3 separate regions of the Mus musculus genome follow, and all the other regions are linked to region 1. A link is a loop called in an ENCODE intact Hi-C map of the cell type or tissue named here. Cell type or tissue: left cerebral cortex. All regions are shown on one strand. Each heading gives the region's core, and the rest is flanking DNA. Links, peaks and the distances in the headings are about the cores only.

Region 1 (7,869 bases), core at 1,828-6,827:
CCCCGGATGTCAGCAGGGCAGGGTCCTGAAAGGGAACGACTTATGTAGCATCACTGTGCCCTGTTTGATGGCGTGTGTAAGGATGCTAGTGTGCTATCTTCAAGAATTCATGCAGCTTTTGAAGGAAGAGGGGAGGTGAAACTGAAAAAGAATGATAGTTAAGGTGTTTCAAGAGGAAGGGGGAAAACCCATTCTTTGTAAGTTCAGTCTCTTTAAAAAAGTGACACAATCCTTTGATCCCAGCACTTGGGAGGCAGAGGCAGGTGGATCTCTGAGGTTGAGACCAGCCTGGTCTACAGAGTGAGTTCAGGACAGCCAGGGTGAGAGTTGGGGGTAGGGGGTCAGGGATTGAGTGCCCTAGGTAATTTTAATTCAATTGAATTAAGCCAGGGTTTGCTGAGCATGCCTCCCTCAGTCTACATTGGCTTCCCTCAGTCTACATTGTATAGCATCGTGTAACACTTTAATGCTGCAGACTAGCTCTAGGGTTTCAAGGACACTAATTGTTTTAAACCTTGGGTTTAGACTTTGCAGCTAGCTGGCTGCTCTGGTCAGGCCCTGCCTCTTTCAGGAGAGGGGATACAGTTGTTCTGCTCCCTGTACCTGAATGGAAACAACTTCCCAGGTTCCAGCCCAAGTCCTTCCTCGAGCTGCCAGCATTTTGGTGTGTAAGGGGTAGAGCCTAGTCAGAGAAGAGGCTTGTGCCGCATAACAAACACACTCAATTTTAAAGCTCAAAATTCCCAGCAAGCCAGACACAGTGGCTCTTTATAACAGATAATGACACCAGCGGGCTTCTTGTTCTTCTGGTTTCCATTTTGTTTTAGTTGGCTCCTGAAAAATTAGAGGCCTTCTGCTTTGTTTGTAGCCGAAACAGCAAAGAGGGCTGCCATCATGAGTCTAGGAATGTACATTTTCCCCTCAAGGTTAAAAACATTCCGAGGTGCAGTTGTCATTAGCTTTAATTTATTATTATTATTATTATTATTTAAAAAAAATAAAATGTAAGGTACTGTTAGGGTAGTCTGCAGGTTCACCTAGCTAATTTTCAGTTCCACAGGTTTCTGGTTAGTCTGTCTAGCTTCACCTACAGCAGAAGCCTGCTCCCCAGGACTTGTCTGGGAGCCGACACAGCAGTGTCTGTAGTTTCTGGTTCCCTGACTTCTCAAGAGATTTATTCATGAACTACAATTGTTGCCAAAGCCAATGCAGCCCTTGTGCTTACTTACCCACTTCTGTTCTGTTATAGCATTTTTATCCTAATAGTTAGCTTACGATAGTAAGTAAATTAGTGTAACATAGCTTCATGTTAAGTCCATGTGCACCAGAACTTTGGGGCATAGTTGACTATAAAATCTTAAAAATGTTGGTGATCTAATCTTAATTGTTTTTTTTTTTTTTTAATATTAATGTTGAGTGTGTTCTGAGGAGTTCTAGGTTGCGCTCATTTGAGAGTGAATTATTGCTGCCCTCAGATGAGTAGAAAGGATAGAATCAAGCCTGGGCCTCGGAATTCTTGACTGGAAAGGGACTGGAGAAATGCCTCTGCAGTTAGGATCACTGGCTGCTTTTCCAGAGGACCAAGGTTCAATTCCTGTCACTCACGTAGGGTCTGTAACTCCAGTTCCCGGAGTCCAGTGCCCTCTTCTGGTACCAAGACTGCAAGGAGTATACAGAAATGCATGCAAACAAATTACCCATACACATAAAATAGTCTAAAAACAGTTAAAAACTTAAAAAAAGAGAGAGAGAGAGACTAAGAACCTATTGGCGATGAACACAGACTAATGCAGTGGGCGTTCTGTGGTGAATTTCTGCATGAGGGATGGGGAAACTGCTAAATGTACTTTGTGGCTTGCTTAATTTCACCATGGTGTCTCATCTCCCAGTTTTATTTGTAATTTTAAATTTTTGTCTGTTTTTCCTTTCCTACATTTCCTACCGTGAATATTAGCAGGGCCGAGACCGTTCAGGTTCTTGCACTGAGCCTGTGATCTTTGAAGGAGCACGCTATAAGGAATGAAAGATAAGAAAGAGCCTGTCTCTTACTGCTTTATGTGAGGAAGTATCAAACATATACGGCAGCCTCTGAGCTTTTTAAAAGGCTACGCACTGCTGCTACTACTGCTATTGCTGCTTCCTCTTCCTCTTCCACTTCCTCTTCCTCCCCCTCCTCTTCTATTTCATTATATCTTAAATTTCTTTTGTGTGCGGCAAGTACTGTGCACTGTGGTGTGTGTGTGTGTGTGTGTGTGTGTGTGTGTGCGCGCAGGTCAGAGGGCAACTTAACAGCAGTCACTTCTTTCATTTATCTTTGTGGGTCCTGGGGATTGAACTCAGGTCCCCAGACTTAGTTGCAAGTGCCTTTAGCCCATGAGCCATTTTGAGAACCCAACATACTAAACTTCCTGGGTTTTCTGTGATCAACCATTCTGACCAAGGGTAACTCGGGTTTGTTTGGCTTACAGCTAGCTTACTGTCCATCATGGAGGGGCGTCTGGTCTGTAGCTCTAGGCAAGAGCTGATGCAGAGGCCATGGAAGGGTGCTGCTTACAGGCTTGCTTCCTCTGCCTTGCTCAGTCTGCTTTCTTACACAACCCAGGACCACCTGCCCAGGGGCAGTACCACCCACAGTGGGCTGGGCCCTCCCCCATTAGGCCAGTTTCAGGGTGACATTTTTGATGCCCGTATATGAATATGTAAATATGAAATGATGATGAGGGAGGTTTTGAGTGTTACGTTGTTATTCAGTTAGAGTCCTTAATTGCTGCTTGAGTAACCGATTTCGGAGCTGTACTTGCTAGTACTACCTGTCTTTGAGCTTCCGTTATTTCTAGGCTTGGGAATGGTTTTGGTAGGATGAATATCACACTGCTCTTGCCTGAGATTTCTTTGTTTGTTTTTGTTTGTTTTTGAAACAGTAGGTGACTAGCAAATTTGTTTACTTACAAATATGTATAACCTTGTCTAGACAATGCTGTTGAGTTACATCACAACACTTGAGTCTTCTGTGTGACAGACAGCTTCCTGACTCAGACTGGCCCTGACTCCAGCTGGCTGCAAGCTAGTAACCGGAGGGGCTTAGGAGGTCATATCTGGGCGACAACCTTAACAAATACGGGGGTCTTTGAATTTAAATATCCATTCTTTGGCTGTATGTGTGGAACAGCTTGGGAGTCTGATTTCTGCTTTCAACGTGTGTTCTAGGGATTGAAGTTAGGAGCCCAGGTTGGCGGACAGAACCCTAGAGCCATTTGCTGCCCTGAGTCCTCTCCTTTTATAAGCAACTAAAACATTTTCTTTTCTGTGGTGCTTGGTGCTTGGTGCTTGGTTCTCATTCATTCATATTCTCTCTCTCTCTCTCCCTCCCTCTCTCCCTCGCCCTCCCCCCTCCCCCCTCCTTCTCTCCCTCTCCTTTTCCCTCACCCCCCCCCCTATCGTCTATTAATTAGGAAGACTCTTTAGATAAAGTGGTACAGATAAACCGCCTTCCCAGATCTTGTTCCTGTACTTAACATCAAGCACTCCTCTGTTTCGTTTTAAGTGTTGTTTCATTCATTTTCTTTTGTTTCTGTGACAGTGGGGATCAAACTGAGCACTGTCCTCAGAACGCTTGTGCTCTGTCACAGAGCCTCAGGGACAGCCCTGTTCTTGCTATATTTAAAATTTCTCCTTTTCTTAATAAATTATAAGCAGGACTTGCTAATTTTGTACATTCTAAAATAGAAAAAGATCCCATATAAAGATACTTTGAGTTTATGGCAAACGTTCAAAGTTGGTTCCATCCCCTGAGAAACATTGTATATTATGGCCGTGTAGGCGGCCATAAATATTTGACAACAGTCATGGTCATGACAGTGGTGGTGGTGATGATGATGATGGTGGTGGTGGTGGTACTGGTGGAGGAGCAGGGACATGTTGCAGCTGCCTAGCCAGGTTCTTGGCTGGTAGAATCTCTTGGTGCAATCTGCAATTTTCAAATAGCTGCTTTGTGCCAAAGACCCTCTCGTCTCTCAAGAGGCAGGACTAATTCACACGTGAAAACATCTTTACCATGAACTGCAGTTAGAAACATGAAAGTGTTTCCCGAATTTCTCACACGATGGAAATGTAACATTTGTGGTAAACATTGATGTGTTGCTGTTTATGTAGCCCGTGTTTGAATCGTCGAGGCTTTTCATCTTTGCTTTTTGGTGTTCACAACCAAAGGTTATGTTAGTTTAGTGTATGTGCCCCCTGTGTCTTCCTGTTTGAAAATGTCTTTGTCCAAGAAACGTGGCCAAGAACAATAAAACTGATTCAGCAAGCCTGCTGCTCTATAGCAACAGGCACTTAGAGCTGACACCACACAGGCAAGCCTGAAAATCTATTTTAAACGGCTGGAAAGGTGTCAGAGTACCAGAAGAAGCTCAAACAGCCCAGAAGAGCACAGGACCTGGCAGCAGTTGGTGTTGTGAATCTTAGAACGCAGACTTTGGCATAGCAGGCTCATTTCAGAGAAGGGAGGTGTGAAAGACTCAACTTCTTTATAGCATTTAATCAGACTGCTTCCAGGATGAAGGGCGTGGGTTTCCGATTCTCAGAGGAAACGCGACCAGCTGGGCCTGGATTGCTCCTCAGAAACCCGTGCTCCCTCAGCTTAGCTGGAATTGGTTTGGAGCTATTGCCAGTGTAGAGGTTTGTCTGGTCCACAAGATGTTATTACACTGGAAAAGGAATGTATTTTGGCTGCCATCTCTGCTGCCCGGTATCCCTTTTGGCTGCTAAACAATGTGCAAAAAGAGCCAACTTCCTGATAGTCACAGAACCCGTATCCCCACATTCCTCTGAGGCTCCTTCTCTGAAAGAATCTTTAATCCCCTGGACACTCACTCTCTTACTGAGGGACCCTGGGCCAGGGCAGCTTTAGAAAGCACAGTTGTTTCATTTTTGTTGTTGTTGTTGTGAAACAAAAATTAATGTCCATCATTCTCTTGCCTTGTGCCATTGTGTGTGTCATTTCTAAAGAAGCCAATGTGTCTCTTCTCTCTAGAAAATTGGAAAGTTGATACTGTTTCTCTGAGCTTGAAGTTTTGTTTCACTTACTACAAATCCACATCTCCTTTTTATGAAGCTCTAATCAAAAGGAAAGTGAGAGCATCTTTGTGCACACATGTATGTGTGCTTGTGTATCTGTGTGTGTATTTTTGTGTGTGCTTGCGTATCTGTGTGTGTATGTATGTGCGTGTGTGGACATGTACACATGTATGTGCGTATATGATGGTTATGTTGTATCTTACGAAATCTCAGATACATAGAAACACCAAAACACAGTGAACCAGATTGGCGTTCAATAATATTAATCTTAAAAAAAATTTGAAAACACTTTCCATGGAACAGTAGACGTGAAAGAGGCCACTGGGACATGCAGGCTACATAGCACAGCTGTCTACATATGTCCTAAGCCTTTCTAGGGTTCCCAGGCATTTGCTCATATGGTTGAACATATAGGCAGCGGACCCTAAACTTTTGGGTGTGTTTATTAAATTGTGTGTAAAGTGCGTGTAACTGTATGTCTCTTTGTTTTGTGCTGGCAGGCTACCAAACACAAGTAAATTAATAATGGGATATTTCTTATCAAATGCCATTCCTTTTAGCATAGCCCGTCCTTGGCAAGGCTTCCGCGGAGGGTTTTTCCACGGTGCACACCTGATCCCAGATGTTCTAGCTCACTGTTTGCATTGGGAGAAAGCAAGCTGCAACACAAAGGCGACATTATGCTCCCAGCAGAAGCAAGGCTGAGTTCGCTGGCTTTGTTTCCTGCTCTGTTTCTGATCTTCACAGGGATGTGAAGATCTTTGTGCCCCGAGTAGCTCTCTGGAAGTGAGGGGTGCTTATTTGCTATTCACTGCAGACATTTCTCTTCACGTATGGCAATTCTCAATGTTTTTTTCTGAGGTCCCACATGAGCAAGCTCAAAATTGCGATCATTTTTCTAACTAGACCTGTAAAAGCCCTGTGAAACATTGCCACTACATCAATAATCAACTAATTACATTTCCTGTAAAACTCCTGCAGTTAATACGCTATCTTATAAATAGTGATATGAATGAGAGGAGGGATTGGAGAAAAAGAACATACATGCATGTACACATAAATGTATATATGTGCATATCATATATGTGTTTACATATATTATATATGTATATAATGATGTATTTTATAAAAAAAAGCAGAGGAAGCCAGGGATATGTTTGATAAGAGTGAGGTTTGGTGAGATGGATGGCGGTACCTGTGCAGGTCCATGCTGAGGCATCCCTTCCCGGTGAGGTACCAGCCACACACACAATGAGGGTGGGTAGGGCATGGGGAGGGGAGTAGAGACAGAGAAAGGCAGTGGGGGAGAGAGAGAGAGAGAGAGAGAGAGAGAGAGAGAGAGAGAGAGAGAGAGAGAAAGAGAGAGAGAGTGCTCCACCCCCCCACCACCCCCAGCCCAAGAACATGCATGGGATGTGGGTGGTTAGAGGCAGGCCATGAACACATGGAGAGAGAGACTGGAGGGGATGGGGAGAGAAGCAATAGAGAGTGAAGAGGGTAAGAGAGGGTAAGAAGTGAGGAAGGGGCATACAGCCCCTTTTATAGTGAGTCAAGTGTACCTGGCTATTGCCAGGTAACTGTGGGGGCAGAGCCTAGAAGAAATGCTACCCTATAATATATATATATATATATATATATATATATATATATATATATATATATATATATATATATATTGGGTCTGTGGAATAATCATTGTCCTCATCTCCAGCAGCACCTTGTAGTCATGACAACCCCCAGTGAGCCCCTGGGCAGCCTTTGTAGTAGGTGTGAGGCAGAAGAGGGATTTTTCCCAAGTCACTGAGTGACAGAAACGGGTGGTACTGAGCACTTGAACGCCATCTCTGCTACATTCCATGCACTGTAGAACTATTTTGCTAGGGAGATTTTCAGGGACAGCCCAAGTATAAAAACAAGAAGCCTTTGTATTTGAAGGTAGCATGGTCCTTCCTTGTATTCTTCAGACTGTAAATTCCTGCATTCTTTTAGTTATGTTTTTTTTTTTTTAAGTTTGTTTTTGAGCCAGGACTGTCTTGGAACTTGAGACCAGGCTTGCTTCACACTTCAAACTCACAGAGCTATGTCCACCTCTCTTCTAGAATATGCTCCAAGTGACTTAAGGGTACCCCAAAGGGCTTCACCCACCTTCTCAAAACCCATAACTTCTTCTGTTCTAAGATCACCACCCAGGTGCCCCGAGCCTTTAACACATGACCTTTGGGGGTCACATATGACCTTCGAGGGTTAGTTGTCCAGACCGTACTATATACTGTACTTTTAAATCACGCTTAAATTGTTTCTACTTCTCAGGATCATTCTGACCAGTGAGCTTTAACTTCTATAGAGTTGCTTTACGGTACCTTTTAAAAATGTAATTTGAATTTGATTCATTATTTCAAGCTATGTTTCCTGTTTGTAGATTCTTTAGATTGTTCAAGATTTTCCTTATAGCCTGTGTAATTAGTTCCATGAGTAATTCATGCGGGGGTGGGGGGGGGTGGGGAGAATACATATACATGTAAAAAAAAAAAGTTGTCAGCTCCAGATTTAAAAGTTACTCATTTCTCCTCCTCTGCAACACCTTTTTTGTTTGTAGCTGGTGTTTTATTGAGACTTTCGTTGCTGGGATTAAATAACTGAGCAAGACATCCTGAGGATGGAAAGCTTTGTTTCAGCCCAGGGTTCACATGGGATCCAGCTCAAGGGCAGGTCCCAAGGCCTGACACTATTACTAAGGCTATGGAACGCTCACAAATGGGACCTAGCATGACCGTACTCCGAAAGACCCAACAA
Region 2 (7,869 bases), core at 1,083-6,082, 61 kb before region 1:
AGGCCATAACTGCCAGTCACTTGTAATTGTCAGCCATTGACATAATTGAATAGCTCATTTAGTGGATCTGTAGAGCTCACTTCTTCATTGAGGACCACGACTGAGCTGTAACTGGCTGTGTTGGGCTTGGGTTGGGGTTCTGGGATGATGGGCTGCATTTTGTTGGCATGGGCAGCTTTTCTGGATCTTTCCAAGCAGAGAAGAATATTAGGCATTTTGGACAGAGATGGCGGTTTCATCCAGGATTTTATGAGAAAGCCTTAGCTTTTGTAGCAAAGTCAGTGATTCCCACCAGGTCTCAGTTTCGTTATGAAAAGGGAACTGGCCATTAAATGGCTACTGCCTCAGACTCAGAGATACTGTGATTTGCTGAAGCTCAAATAGCACCTGACAGATGCGAAGAGGCTCAGTAAGTCTAGGCCTCCTTTTATCTCTCCAAGATTCTTGGTTTGTAATGACCACATTCCAGGGATACTGCTTGTTCAAGGAAATGTCTCCTGTCCCCATTACTCTGATTTCAGAGACTAGAGAGTTGTGGCCCCCAGTGTCACCTCTGTTCCCGACCCTGTGTTTTTTTCTGACCCTGGCCCTGGGGTTTTTCAGAACCCTAGAAAGAGGTGCCAGACCTCTAACTCTTCCTGTGGTCCCAGGCAGGCTGCACTCCAAATACATGCATAACACTGATGCTGATGGAAAGGATGCCAGGTGAACCTTGAGGCTGGAGCTTCGGTGATGATGAGCCAAGGCAGTTTAGACAGCATTTCCGGATGTTTCTGAAAGGTTTGACGTAAGCCACAGGCATTTTTAGAAGTATCAGAGGAGAGGTAATGAAGATGCTAAGGCATACATACATGGTGACTTGCCTGAGCGGATGATGGGTTTAAACTGGCAGATGAATCTCTCAGGACACTCGTGACAAGTATGATTACTTAGGGATTAGAAGGAAAAAAAATATCCAAAGTAGTTTGTTCTCGTGTTATGGTACAGTTTTAGAGATTAAACACCATTTGTTTTCTGGTGAAAAGTTGAAAAATGTGTCTGTCTTATTGTTAAAACGGGGGTGTTATGGACTAGCAATGAGAATCTTAGGATTGTAAATGAGTTCTTTACTCTAGCTAGCTCATGTAAAAGACACAGAGACCTGGTATTTTATTAACAAGCTGTAAGCCTAGATTGGGAAGGCTCTGAGCTATTTTAACTTACATCTCAACCGTATGCCCCTTGCTACTTGTTTGAGTCTCTCCTGGGCTGACTTCTTCATCTTCTCTCTTCTTCTTTCCCTTCCTGGTGTTAAGTCCCTCCCTATTCTCTCTTCTGCCCAGCCATTGGCTAAATTAGAGAATAAATGGGGAGCAATGTTTACACAAACTTGAAACAGGAGATACTTGGAGTAAGCATTACAGTGTGTCCAGATTGCAACTAGATGGGTGGGCGGGCAGAGAAATCAGCGTTTGAATAATACAAGGATAGTCTTTAAACAGTTCACAAAAACATTATGCCCACATAGAACAGGTTCAGGTGAATTTAAGTGAAGATATGACCGCTCTTAGGTATGGTTGAAGAGGTTTATTGTAGATAGAGGGAGAACATAGCCAGGGGCATCTGGAAGAGTGCAGACTGAACATGGCAAACAGAATGGACTGGGCTGTGGGAGTCAGGGAGTGAGGGAGGAAGACAGAGAGCAAGAGAAGAGGAAGATAGGAAGATAAGAAGACAGGAAGAGGAGAGGAAGACAGAGAGGAAGAGAAGAGAAAGACAGAGGAGAAGAGATGGAGAGAGCACATGGAAACCAAGCAAACCAAGAGAGTGCAGCCAAAATGGTTGGGGCAGTCAAGCTGGGGGGTAGTGGGAGGGGTGAGGAGAGCTGGTCAGGGGGTGGGGTGAGGTTGGGGGTGTGGTTGTGGGGAGGGCACAGGTACTGAGTGAGACTGACCCAGGGACCTGACTTCAGGGAGCCATAGCCTACTGGCCCTTGTACACGGCGTGTGAGCCCCATCTCTTTGTTCTCTCCTCCCGGCTGCTCACATTAATTACTCTTAGGGTTTCCATTTCATTTTGCTATGCCAGGGTCATTACGGGATGGCGGGACTGTGGCCACTAGCATTATGGCGACCTTTAAATAGGATTTAATGTGAGAAAATCGGAGGAATGTGCAGATCCGAGGCCCCATTTCTCCCCATGAGCCTGATAGTTGTAAATGCAGTTATTTGATCTCTTCTGAGTGACTTATTTTGTAGTCATTTGTATTTACAGCACGCTGCTTGCCCAAGTGTGAAAACCAGAGCCATAGAGTTTCGGTATTATCTGAAGTCATAAAATACCTTTTATGTACACAGTAAATCTGGGAGAGATTATAGTAGAAAACCCCTACAGACCAAGCACACTGAAAGTGGTGGCAATTTTCAGAGATAAATAAGTTACTTATAATTCTGATTAAAGTCTCTGCCAGTTACATGTTAAGTAACCCTCAACTCTGCTCTTTTCCTTGTTTCTTTTCCTGGTAGATGTGCCTGCTCTAGGATGGTTAGAGCCTTAGCCAGTTTCCTCTACCCTGGCTCTTGACCCATAAACCCCACCAGTTAGATTCACAATTACTATTGTCCTATGTGTGCTGTGTCTGCGTGTTTGGTATATTTGGTTGTGGATATGTACATACATAGATGCATGCATACAAATGCATGTATGCGTCTATATGTGTGTATATATGTCTATGTGTATTATATATATGCATGCATGTATATGCTTGTATGCATATATGCATACACACACACACACACACACACACAATTTGAGGTAACTGGGGTGATCAGATTCCTTCCCCTTGCTATTCTGTGTTTTTCCTTCCTGCAGGTTGTAGCAAGACTAGACTCAGTAAACAGAGGCATTCTCTTACAGAAAAAGCAGTGACATTTCAAAACACAAACACTGGCAGCGGCTTCCCCGGCTTCCTCGTGTGAGCCACACTCAGCCCACACTCCCACCCCGCAGTTGTCTCCAAGATGTCGCTGGCAGATGCTTGTGTTTTCCTTGAGCTACAGTCCATTCATGCTCAGTGCTGTGATGTGCGTGCTGACTCTGGGATCTCTCTGGCTTCATTCTGGAGACGAGAACGGTTTTCATGTTCCCACCAGGCTGACATTTTTAAGAGCTCAGCCAATTCGAGATGTTGGATTTTACTTTTTCTTGTCTCTCTACTCTGGATGGAATGGAAGTCAGGCAGGCCAGAAGGCTGGATGGCATTGTTCCGCCAGTCTCCCAGACAGGTGAGGCAGAGGGATTAAGGAGTAATTGGTGCTCTCTTTGCAGAATGATTTTTGTTCAAACCTGAGCTTCCTCTGAGGACTGGGAAAAGTGAACTGAACTGGTGGTATTCAGTTTATTGAGCAGTGGTTCTGTACACATCTGTTTGGTCTCTCCTGATTTTAAAAGACTAGCTGTTGACCTGGCTGGGCCTGTCCCTAAATCGTTGTCTGTTTCTCCTTTGGCTGTCCTGACCATGAGTATATGTCACTAAGAGTGTTTCCCATAATGGGGCAACCCTTCCCAGGTCTCTTGTCTTACCCAGCAGCCTTGGAGTTGTTGACAGCAAGAATAGTCTTATTTCATTTTAAGAAATCTTTAAAATGGTCCTTATTGTTATTGTGTATGTATACTTGCTTGTGTGCACAGGTGCTCTCATGTGTGTGATCATGTGTGTGTACACATGCTTAGGAGTGTGGGAGGTCAGCCCTGGATATTGTTTATCAGTCTCTGTCTGTGTTTTCTTTTTTTGAGACAGGGTCTCTCACTGGTTGGAAAGAACTGTTTAGGCAAGGTTGGCCAGTTAGGACTCAGAGATCTGCATCTCTGTGTGCTCCCCCCTCCCCTACCCAGAGTGCTGTGATTACAAATTCATGTATCGGGGATTGAACTCGGGCCCTAATGCTTGTGTGGCAAGCCCTTGAGCCTCTGAGCTCTCACCCTACTTCAAGTCTATTATTTTTCCCATAACTTCTTGAAGCCCAAGGCAACTCCACGCCACTGCAAGTAAGTTAATTTATTCCCATTTAGCACTTTCTTCCTAAATTGGGTGAGGAGGAAGATGATTCAGGGCCCCCAGCGAATCTCCCCTGCACTGTGAATAGATGTCTTGTCGAATGCCGGGCAGATCCAGTTGTGGACTGCGTCAGTTTAGCTGCTTCCCCTTGACTGCCGCTTGTCCCCTCCCAGGGACAAGGAGATGATAGTTCTCTTGTGTGTTTGTATTTCCTCTTCTCAGGAGCTGAGGTGTGCCTTCTCTGGTCCCCACCTCCCACTGCCTTGGCATTTCTTATCTTTTGGGGTTCTTTTGTTTCACTTGCCCAGAGCTGGGAATTGCAGTTAAACCAAGTCTCCCCCTGCTTGGCACTCCTGTCCCGTGGCCTTGGAACTCCCAGCAAGGATACTTCTCTGTTTGCCCCACAGCGAAACTTCAGCTTTGCTATAAATGGCAAAGTTACTGAATTGCCTTGGCTCCACGCCAAATGCTGGAAATAATTTGAGAGTATAAAAACATAGCTTTCATATGAAAATATTTATTTTAGGAGCCTTCGGTAGGCTTGTGTGTGTGTGTGCGCGCGCGTGCTAGTCATTTTCATTATGAATTAGTTCCTTTCTCTGACTGTGTGGATAAACCTTCCTGAACATCTGATTTACTGAGATGGCGACGATTCTTGTCCCACACTGTCACCCCTCCCATCAGGGAAGGCATAAATGACGCAATCGAATTTGAATTAAAAAAAAAATCTGCTCTGAGATGCCTTTGGTACACAGGAAAGGCTGCTGGGAACACGTACTTTTTGTTGTTAAGATTTGTTTTTTTAATGCAGGGCGTGGTGGCCCACACCTTTAATCCCAGCTCTCCAGAGGCTATGGCAAGTTGATAAAGGATCTCTGTGAGTCTGAGGCTAGCCTGGTCTACCCAGTGAGTTCTACACTCAGAGAAATCCTGTCTCAAAAACAAGCAAGCAAACAAACAATAACATCAAAACAGCACCCTCCCCCCCCAAAAAAAAAACCACAAACCAAAAAGTTTGTTTTTACTGATATACATTCGTGTATGTCTGAATGCATGAAAGTGCTACATATATTTGGGTACCACTGAGGCCAGAGGAGGGTATTGGATGCCCTGGAACTAGAATTATAGGCTGTAGTGTGCCACCCCAAATGGGTGCTGTGAACCAAACTCAGGTCCTCTGCAGGAGCAGCAGACACACTTAACGACTGACCATGGGCCCATTTTCTAGCCTTCCTTGTTTTTGTTTTTTGCTCTGAGCCAGGGCTCATGCAGCTCAGACTGGCCTAGAACTTGGTGTGTAGCAGGGTCTGGCCTAGACCTTCTACCCTTTTGCCTTCACTTCCCAAGTGCTCAGATCACAAGTGTGTACCCCAACATCCGACATTCACGGTGTGCTCAGCGAGGTCCAGGCTAGCAACTTCACCCCCTTCCCACTGGCAACTAAATGGATGGATAAGGACAGAGATTGGTTCTGGATGGAGGGAAATGGCACAGCGAAGCAAGCCATCACTTCATAAGCTCACTAGAAAATAACCAAAGATAAAAATTGTGATTTCAGAGAACTTGCCGTCTACTAAACTGTCCTTGAGTCCTTGCATCTGAACGAGGCCTGAGGAGGCTTAAACCAGGCTGCCCCCTGTCCTTGGGGTCAGGGTGACACTTGTGCTTTGAGTTAATAAAGCAGGGTAGGTGTTGGAGCTTGGTCATAGTTGTTCTAAAGGTTTTACATTTCAGTCAACCCAGTAGATTAGTAGCTTGGGAAACATCCCCAGTTTGGGGCTTTTGGGGCCTGAGGGGGCTCAGTGGTTCTTTGCAGGTGTTCTGCCACTTTGTCATGGAACTGGGAGTAAAACCTTCCCCAGTTTGCAAGGCTTCTCAGAATCCTGTGGCTTAGGAATCAAGACATAGAATCCAGTTTTCAAATTCTTAGGAGAGGCACAGTGTCTTACTCACCGAGCAGGACCGGATGCAGCTCAAGCCTTTATTTTGAATATGACTGTGCCACCCAATAGCCTGCAAGTATTCTTTGCAATATGCAATGGAATAGATTTTAAATCATATCTGTTCATAGTGAAGGGTACCCAAGAATATATCTATTTATTCCTTTTTTTATTCCCTTGTGTAAGCTTGACTGACCTGGAACTCACTCTGTAGACCAGGCAGGCCTTGAACTTAGACATCTGCCTGCCTCTGTCTCCCAAGTGCTGGGGTAAAAGACGTGCACCACCACTGACTGGCTATTTATTCATTTTCTCACGAACAGAATTGCACTTTTGTTCCTAGGTTACAATCTGTGCTGTGTGTGAAAGAGGCCCACTGAGGTAGGTCACTGGGTCATCCATTGCACGTGTCCTGCTTCTGGAGTCCTCATCTTCAGCCGTCTTAGGCAAGGGCAGGAGAAAAGGAGAATGGATGACACTTCTTGCTATGTATGACACTAAGTCCTTTGTAGGGATGTGGGGTTCTCTCCCCGACTCTCATTACAGAGTGTCAGGTTCACCTTGACCTATATAGCTTGGTGACTGCAGGTCTGTCTGGCCTCCTCCATGGCTTCACTGGTAAATCATGCTGTACCCAGCTGGCATATTGCAAACCATACTTGGCATGGCCAGTTTTATCACCCCAGACTTTTTCCTTCCCCAGTGTAACCACCTTCCCAAGCTCTGGTCTGAGTCTTGCCTCTGGTGATTCTCTGATGCTCTATGGGCCAAAATCCAAACTAGTTTGTTGTAGAATCCAGTCCAGGTGACATGACTCTCCGTCCGCTCTTGTCTGGGCCTGGCTTTTGACATGACTTTGGTGGAGGAGACGCAGGCTGGATAGAGAGTACATTGTTTGCTTAGCATATGATTTCTCTGCCTCTTGCATGCCTGTGTCCCTCCTGTCACTCTGGGCCAAGGTCCCCCCTCACTACAACCTTTCCCAATCCTCTCAAGCATTTTCCATCTCTAAGCCTTGCGTTTCTACTTTTTCCTGAACCTTAAGGAAGTCCAGGCATTTGAAAAATACTCACGAGTGTCTTGATATTTTCACTTCTTTAATACAAGAAGTTTCACTAATGTGTAACCAAGCCTCATTTGAGGTATTTTTGGTTTTATATATCTGCGTGTGTTTTGCTTGTATATATGTCTATGTGCATGCCTGGTGTCTGCAGGGCCAGATGAATCTGGAGTTATAGATGGTTGTGAGCTGCCATGTGGGTGCTGGGAATTGAACCCAGGTCCTCTAGAAGAACAGGGAGTGCTCTTAACCACTGAGCCATGTCTCTAGCCCCAGCCAAGCATGTTTTGACAAGACTTAAAACAAACAACCAAAAAATGTTTTGTATAGTATTTATTTCGTCTTCCCAACACATGAGTGGCCTAGATAAATTTAGCTAAGCACGACATGTCATTCTTCAGGCCGTGTTTTAAATATCTCAGGGCTTAGGACATGGCCAGGAGTAAAAAGCTGTTTATTAAAAAGCCTTCATGGCGAGTCATGGGATTTGATGCTTTTTTTTCCCCTTTCTCAGTGCTGGGATGAAGCAGAGAGCCTGGAGTGTACTTGGGAAGGGCTCCAGCTCCGAGCCACACCCCAGCCTGAGTCACTGGATTTTAGAGCTGGGGTAACCAAGGTGAATTCAGTTACTGTAGTAAGATATGGCCCTCAGATAAGGGAGAGGCCACACTGTGCCCCAGTTGTTCTGGGACTGGTTCAGGTGGTCACTGCTCTGTCGTCAGCCACTGTACTTTTGTAATTAATGCCTCGGTCTAGCTGCTGCCTGCTGCCTGCTGCCTCTGCTGGGTCGGGTGAGGAGCAAGGTGGAGGAGTATCAGTTCCAGGGAGACTCC
Region 3 (7,869 bases), core at 1,083-6,082, 51 kb before region 1:
AGCAACCACATGGTGGCTCATAACCATCTGAAACAAGATCTGACGCCCTCTTCTGGAGTGTCTGAAGACAGCTACTGTGTACTTACATATAATAATAAATAAATCTTTAAAAAAAAAAAAAAAAAAAGTTTCTTCCATGGTCCAAGTGTGGAGGCCTGAACTCCTTATACAGCATGGAAGAGAATCACTTTAATGAGCTGCAAGGCCCTGGTCCCCTGGCCCCGAGCATTCTGGATCGTAAGCAGGTGTCTCATTCTGATTGTAAATCCATGTGTATTTGTCTTTTCCAGGGAATTAAAAAAAAAAAGTCATTTGTTATTTTGCAAGGATGGCGTGATGGTGACAGTATGCCTGCCATCTGCTTCGGCTGCTATGATGTAAGACACTTCGATATTAACCCGAAATAGCAAATTGGAGCAGACCAGGCACTTTAAAATCTTGAGTTTTATCTGAAGTGTGAATATGGAACGGATACAGAAATCTTGGAACAGAGACTCCTTTGTTGCGATGTGGGAGAATATCCATGAATTTTAATGGAAGATGTGAATAGACAAAGGAGATGATTTTTGAAGAAGCTGGAGGCTTCCTTCTGGAGGCGGAGGAGACCCTCCTGGGTAGAGGTGGCCTGTGTTTGGATCAAAGTCAGGCCGGCCTTAGACACCGGAAGTCGCAGCTGCTAGGGCCCGAGTCTCTGGCCCTTTGTTCAGACCTTCTCCTGATGAATTTTGGAGAGAAGGGGGGAGTTCCCATCATTCCTAAGTATCTGGCTCTGGACGCTGTGTGGATAAAACTCAGGGAAGCTGATCACATGATCATAGGTCGCTGCTGATAGGTTTGAATAGATTTTATATTTATTGCTATACTTGGAAGGTCTAAGAGAGTCCAGTCAGTCAGTAACATTAGGGTTAGGATTGGTCCTGTTCATGCAAAGTTGTGCTTCTGTGAGTGTGTGTACATGTTAAAATTTGTTACCCCAAAGCAATATTTAAGGTGCTTTCTTGGGTGTTGGTGGTCCATGGATGTGTCTGATACCCAAACATGCTAGTAGTTCAGGATGCTTGTGCCAGGTGAGGCTGGACAAGGCTACACTTTTCTTGATGTTTCCTCAAACTGTTAGTGTTTCTGTGGCAGTCTACTTAACCCCAGGCTGTTTTGGATTTTCATGTTTCTGTTGGTGATTTCTATTTAGAATGTTCTCAGTTGTAGGGCTGGTATGTGTTTAGTGTTCCTAAGGATGGGCTGTGATGTGTCTTAGGAAGAAATATCTGTATGTTAGAAAGCCACTGTTGCCTGTGACTAATGCTTATAAGGTAGCCATATACTAAAAGGTTTCTTTTAAAAACTAGAAACATAAATAACAAAGTTACGTGTTGATCGTTTGAGCAAAGTATGTTGGGAACCTGTAGGAACCTGCCTCTGAACATCTGGCAGGATTAAAGGCAGGTAAATGCTAATGGGGTGATCAAAGCCATCTTGTACCTTAGGACAATCACCTTGATCAGTGAGGGGCCCTTTGAGAAACCCTTTGCTCCTTTCTAGTCCTCCAAAGTGTGTGAGAGGCCTGTTGGGTTCTGAAGGGTCTTGAACCCGTGTTTACTGTTGGTGTGCATCTTTGCAAGTGTGGGTATGTGGACCAGAACCACACACCAGCAGTAGAACTCAGGTGAAAAGAAATCCGTGCGCAGCGCATTCTTCCCTCAGAAGTCCCGCTGTTCCTTCATTTGATACCAGTGGGCTCTGTGGATCCATGTAGAACCGTGTAGATCCCAGTAGCTTTTCACTGGCTTCCTGAGCTGGTGCCCTGGCAGCATACAGTCGGTGTTAAAAACAGGCTCCATGGGAACCTACTGTATGTGGCAAGAGTGGCTTTTACGTCTATAGAAGGCTTTGCATTTCAATGTATATTATTCTGTAGGTTCAACAAAAAGTATTTAATTTTTAAAAAGCTCATGTGTGTATGTATGTGTGTGTGGTGTTATCTACTTTTCTGTATTTTGTATAACTTTTATTTTGTCACTTACAAGAAAAAAGGATTGAAGGAAGTGATAGAACAAAACAGGCTCTGTTTAGGGAAGTGTTTTTTTGAGGTCATTTGGCTAGACAGTGAATGAAAGAGGCAGAATTTCCGGTATGGGCTTTTGGTAGGGGAACTGAAGTCCGCCACAAGGCCTGGGTTCAGTGTTTACAGAGTCATTGTAAAGTGACTCTGACTTACAGAATAATGGGTAATATTCAACAATACATGAAACTTTAGAAAATCTCTGTGTGTGTGTGTGTGTGTGTCCACATCTGTCTGTCCGTGTTCACCTGCCTGTTTTATCATCATTCTGTCCTGCTGTCTGTGGTGTCTGTCTGTGGTGTTTAGGCCTGGTGTGTTTATGTATTTAATTGTGGTAAGATACACATAATATTTAGTCTTTCAATTAGGTTCACAGTTCAGCACTGTTTAGTGCATTCAATAATGATAAATGATGGGGCTTCTAGAATTCTTACTGTCTGGCAACCCTGAAACTCTGTCTGTGTCCAGTAAACAGTACCCCTGTCTCTCTTTATCCCAGTCTCTTGAAATTGCTGTCTTGCTTTGCCTTGTTATGCATTTGATGACTCCAAATAAGTCACATAAGCCACACACATGGCATTTATGGTTCTGCTTTTTGGTGACTGGCTTATTTAATTTGGCACAGTGTGAGAAAGCCGGGCATCATGGCACGCACTTGTTAGAGCTGTAGGACTTGGTGTTCAGCCAGCCTAGCCTAACCAAGGAGGCCCTGGTCCCAGGTAGAGAACCTATCTCAAACCAAAGTGGAGGGGACCCTGTACACACACACACACACACACACACACACACACACACACACACACACACACACACAGAGGATGTAGGTGGGGAATCCTGTTCTGTTTTCCCACACTAAGACCATGCCTGTGCGATGATGATTCTTGTTCTTTAGAAATAAGAGTTTGTTTCCTTGTCTGCCTGGGCTTTTGGTCATAGTAGCATAAGCAGTGTTATTTCTAAGCATCTTTATGTTTGGTAACTGTATTCTCAACCTGCCTCTTCCTCTTTCTCTTTTTTCCTCCCTATGAACATCTGGGCTTGAGATGTTTCGTGTTTTATAATGGTTTTCTCAGATAGTTGCCCGGCTTCCAGCTGGAAGGAGCAGCCAAGCTGAGGTCAAGACTGAACCACACGGTCGGTCCTTTGAAAGGATGCCTTTTTAAATCATGTTTGCTCACCTTTTCGTAGGCCATGGTCATTACTGTGCTTGCCCAGGGTTCCGTTCGTGACTGACCCAGCAGGGAGCTTTCTACACTTCCCAAGCAAGAAGTGCATTCTTAAACCTTAGCATTTGTTTCAAGTGAGCAATGAATGCATACAGTTATTTCTAATTTATACAGAATGCCTACTCCTGGTTCTGGTCCATGTCTTGCTTATTTCATCTCCTCCTGCATCAGAGAGACAGAGGCTCTAGCTTACGCTGCTCTTGAACTCCTTGGTAGCCCAGGATGACCTCAGACTTCAGATTGCTCCATTTCTACCTCCTGTAGCGTTTTGAGATTACAGGCGTGTGCCACCACACCTGGCTCTTATACACTACTGGAGATCAAGCCCAGAACACCTTGCATGCACTGCCAGCCTAGCCATGTTCCTGGGTCTCATCATGTGCTGTAGTCACAGAGCCAGGGAGTGGGGAGGAGGGAGAGGAGGGAGGAGGGAAGAGGAAGTAGGAGGTAGGATGGACAGGCCTTCCTTCCCATGTGGTCTTCAGTGCATGGGATGTCAGACAGAAACCCGACCTGCCTCAAGACATCGCCCCCCCCCCCCCAACTGGTAGTTGGTGCCCATCTACTGAGACCAAGTTTTTCAGTGATTTTTTTTTCCTTCATAATTTTTTTCTAACTTCTTTTTGTGAAGCTCTTATTTATTTTTAAATACATTTTCAATTGAATAGATCTTAAGTATATTTTCAAATTAAGATATAATGACACCACTTCCTTCCTTCCTTCCCTTTCCCCAACTCTGTTCCATTTTCTTTCGCTGGGAAACAGCCTGTTTGATCAGCCTAAGAAGAATTCATACTTGGTATTTTGTGTTTGTGTCCCGGATCTTCTGTCTTGCCACACTGTCATCCAATTCTAGCTGTGGATCCAGCTCTGCTTTAATGGCGACTGTCCTTGATGGAGACTCAAAAGGTCAGACTCACTCTCTAAACATGAGAAGCTAGGCGGATGTCTTTGGTTCAAGTTGAACAGAGCCATGATTTGGGGCATGAGGAAAGTCTTTGGAGAGAATCTAGCTTCCTTGTATAACTGAGTGAGTTTGCTGCAGTGCGTGCTTTCATCATGTTGGGATCACTATGTTGACTGTGTGATGTGGAGTTGAGCCCGATGTCTGCTGAAGGTGGAGGGCAGCGTCTGCATCAGTCTGTAGACCGACCACCCAGCCTCTCCTTGCAGTTCATCATGTTTACTGCTTTGGATGGGAGGCCTGACTTCTTGTACACTGATCCTTCCTATGAGATGAAATAGCAAGAAGGCTTTTGCTTTTGCTTTTTCTCTTAAAGGGAATCCGTGAGTACTGAATGGTGATAGACTATACAATATGTTCAGTGCAATGGCTGGCACCCAGAAAATGTCCACTACTATTAACCCTTAGTCAAAGGGCACTGATGATTTTGGACTAAGACGGGGGTGTTGAGTTCCGGTTTCTCTCTTCCATCAACACTTATCTGAAGGTGAGTCTCCAAGAGTTCAGTCAGGGTCATTTATTAATAGCTACCACAACACACGTTTCTAGCAGTCAACCAGTCAGTCATTGCTTGCTGGATAAAGGGCTGTTTCATTATAATAGTGTCTGCCTTCTGTGGCTCCATCTTGTAGCTGTGTTTTGTCTCTAGGGCTCTCTGATCCTGGAGGGAGAAAGCTCTTCCCAGGGTTGCAGAGGCCTGGAACAGAGATATGGCCTGTCTCCAGAGCACTGTTGCTGGCGGGCTGAGTGGGGAGCATGGGTGTGTCTGGTCACCAGGAACAACAAAGCCACACTGTGGATCTGAGGTCCTGGGAAGCCATCCAGTTTCCTCCTCCTGACCCTGACTCAAGTCTTCCCTGAAGTCCTCTGTCAGCTCCAGCCCTGTTCTCGTCTATCAGCCACCCGAACCCTCCTTATATAACCCAGCTGGGTCTCCAGGTCAGGCAGTGAGCAAGTGAGCGAGGTGGCACATGGATGTTCTGTGCTTAATAGAAGAAAACAAAACAAAACACCACCGCCAACAACAAAAACCCTGGGGTGGGGGGAGGGGCACCTGGTCAGTGATGCAGGTGGAAAGCTGAGGACCTGCATGGGATGGCAACAATGTTTCCACCTTTCTGATTGGACACTCAATACTTTAGAGTGCTAAGAAGAAAGGTTCTGTCCTAGGCACTTCTTTAAGATTTTGTGTTTCAGGTAATGATGGTAAACTTCAGTAACACTTTAAAAAAATTATTAGTTTAATTTTTTTTATTCTTCTCTCATATATTCCATCCTGATTGCAGTTTCATCTCCTTCCCCTCCCTTTCCAGCCTCCCTGAGACATCAACTAAACATGATATGACAAACTTCAGTAAGACCAGGCACATATCATCACAAAATTATTAGTTTATGATTTGAATGACTGTACTGGCCGGTTTTGTGTGTCAACTTGACATAGCTGGAGTTATCACAGAGAAAGGAGCTTCAGTTGGGGAAATGCCTCCATGAGATCCAACTGTAAGGCATTTTCTCAATTAGTGATCAAGGGGGAAAGGCCCCTTGTGGGTGGGACCATCTCTGGGCTGGTAGTCTTGGTTCTATAAGAGACTAGGCTGAGCAAGCCAGGGGAAGCAAGTCAGTTAGGGACATCCCTCCATGGCCTCTGCATCAGCTCCTGCTTCCTGACCTGCTTGAGTTCCAGTCCTGACTTTCTTGGTGATGAACAGCAGTATGGAAGTGTAAGCTGAATAAACCCTTTCTTCCGCAACTTGTTTCTTGGTCATGATGTTTGTGCAGGAGTAGAAACCCTGACTAAGACCATACTAAGACCTGACTATTGACCACAATTGGCCTGTTGATTCCTCCCCACCCAGCAGGCAACTTTTTTGTTAGTTTGTTTTTGTTTCTCTTTGTATCTTATTTCTTTTTATATTATTAACTGCTATGGAATATGGAAAGATGAAAGGGGCAGAATGTGAGATGCAGAAAATAAAAGACCATATAATGAGTTAAATTTTAAAACCTTTAAAAGCATTTATTTGTGTGTGTGTGTGTGTGTTTACACATATGTACAACCATGGTCTGCTTATACAGGTCAGAGGACAACTTGAAGGAGTTGTTTCTTCTCTCCTTTTCCCATGTGCGTCTCAGGGACTGAATTCAGGACCTAAGGTCTGACACCAAAAGCCTTTATCCACCTTGCTGGCTAGTTTTATGTCAACTTGACCTAAGCTAGAGTTATCTGAAGGAAGGGAACCTCTGTTAAGAAAATGCTTCATCAGATCTGACTGTAAGACATTTTCTTAGTGATTGATGGGTTAGGCCATTGAGGGTGGGGCCTTCCCTGGGCTGGGGATCCTGGATTCTGTAAGAAAGGTAGCTGAGCAAGCCATGATGAGCAAGCCAGTGAGCAACATCCCTCCATGGCCTCTGCATCATCTCCTGCATCCAGGTTCCTGCCCTGCTAAGTTCCTGTCCTGACTTCAAGGATGATGCCTAGTGATATGGAATTGTACGCCAAATAAACTCTTCCCCCCCCCCCAACTCTTTTGGTCATAGTGTCTTATAGCTGTAGAAACCCTAAGTAAGAGACCCACTGCACCATTTTGACAGTCTAAGAGTGTTTTTTTTTTTTTTCTGTGTAAGATTTCATCTCTATGTTTAAAAAAAAAAAAAAAAAAAAAGAGGATTCTTGAGCATCCTTCTTACCACAGTCAGGGTTGTGTCCAGATTAAATGACTAGAAGTTGAAAATACCGTATTTTTGTTGAAACTGTGGAAATACTGCATGTCTAAAACACATTGATAAATCTCACTATCCTGCCTAAGGCCTCCTTTCCTTGTCTTCTTCTTTTTTTCTATTTGCCTGTTTGTGTGTCAGCGCGGAGGAGGAAGAGTTGGATGGGTGGGGAAGATCTGGGAGGCATTGGGGGAGGGGAACTGTGATCAGAATATATTGTACGAGAAACATATTTTCAGTTAAAAGAATGCACTATGCACTTGGAACATGGATATTAGCATTTAATTGGGCAAAATCATTCGGCATGAAGGCCATTTTAGAATAGTGTTGGCTTTCATGGAGTTTATTGAGTGCTCTGCTAATGTCAAACATAGAATGAGTCCCAGGCTATACCTTCCCACCAATGAGGGGATTATCTGGGACTGCGTTTATCTGCAGTTCAAAGCAACCACAGAAGCCTGTTTTATCTGGCCTCCTTAACTGGGTGAAGGCACTGAGGGAGGGACAGCCCGGGAGGGAGCCAGAAGAAAGGGCTTAGAGTCGGTGGCTTTTTTGCCTCCCAGCCTCATTGTCCTGGGTGTTCAGCCTTCTCTCTGGTGTCACTCAGGATACAGTGATGGCAGTGACTTGAGGCACGGGGTCAGCTCAGTTGTGGAGGAACACAGTGGGCCTGTCTCCTGGAAACAGTTATTCCCAGGCCATGGTGCAATGCTTAGTTGTCTGCCCTTTCTCCCTATTGCTACTGAGTGAGCTGCAATGGTGGCTGGAGAGACGCAGGGTTTGTCCTTCTCTGCTCTTGACCCCAAGGCTGATTCTTTCTTCTCTCTTGTCATTGTCTGACAAGTGAGACACACCAGTGACGACATAATGTGACAAGGATCTGTGAGGTGCTTTTTATT

The links. Peaks named below come from ENCODE experiments on the same cell type or tissue, not always from the same donor. Only the 100,000 strongest peaks of a DNase experiment are listed, where the experiment ranks them.
Region 2: it touches region 1 in a loop (2.0-fold over the local background); 11 of 42 quality-filtered maps call a loop at or near these places.
Region 3: it touches region 1 in a loop (2.0-fold over the local background); 12 of 42 quality-filtered maps call a loop at or near these places.

What each region holds. Positions count from the first base shown.
Region 1 is chr14:74,849,916-74,857,784 of GRCm38, reverse strand. All of the region lies in intron 2 of Lrch1 (leucine-rich repeats and calponin homology (CH) domain containing 1), which reads left to right. Among named protein-coding and RNA genes, the nearest start is that of Gm52135, 35 kb to the right of the region's middle. In left cerebral cortex, for the core only: no CTCF peak of the experiment used is centred there; a DNase peak (open chromatin) is centred at 4,489.
Region 2 is chr14:74,910,374-74,918,242 of GRCm38, reverse strand. All of the region lies in intron 1 of Lrch1 (leucine-rich repeats and calponin homology (CH) domain containing 1), which reads left to right. Among named protein-coding and RNA genes, the nearest start is that of Gm10847, 7.8 kb to the left of the region's middle. In left cerebral cortex, for the core only: no CTCF peak of the experiment used is centred there; DNase peaks (open chromatin) are centred at 3,007 and 4,534; H3K27ac peaks cover 476 bases.
Region 3 is chr14:74,900,433-74,908,301 of GRCm38, reverse strand. The region is part of intron 1 of Lrch1 (leucine-rich repeats and calponin homology (CH) domain containing 1); the gene reads left to right. Among named protein-coding and RNA genes, the nearest start is that of Gm10847, 18 kb to the left of the region's middle. In left cerebral cortex, for the core only: no CTCF peak of the experiment used is centred there; DNase peaks (open chromatin) are centred at 2,122 and 3,671; H3K27ac peaks cover 399 bases.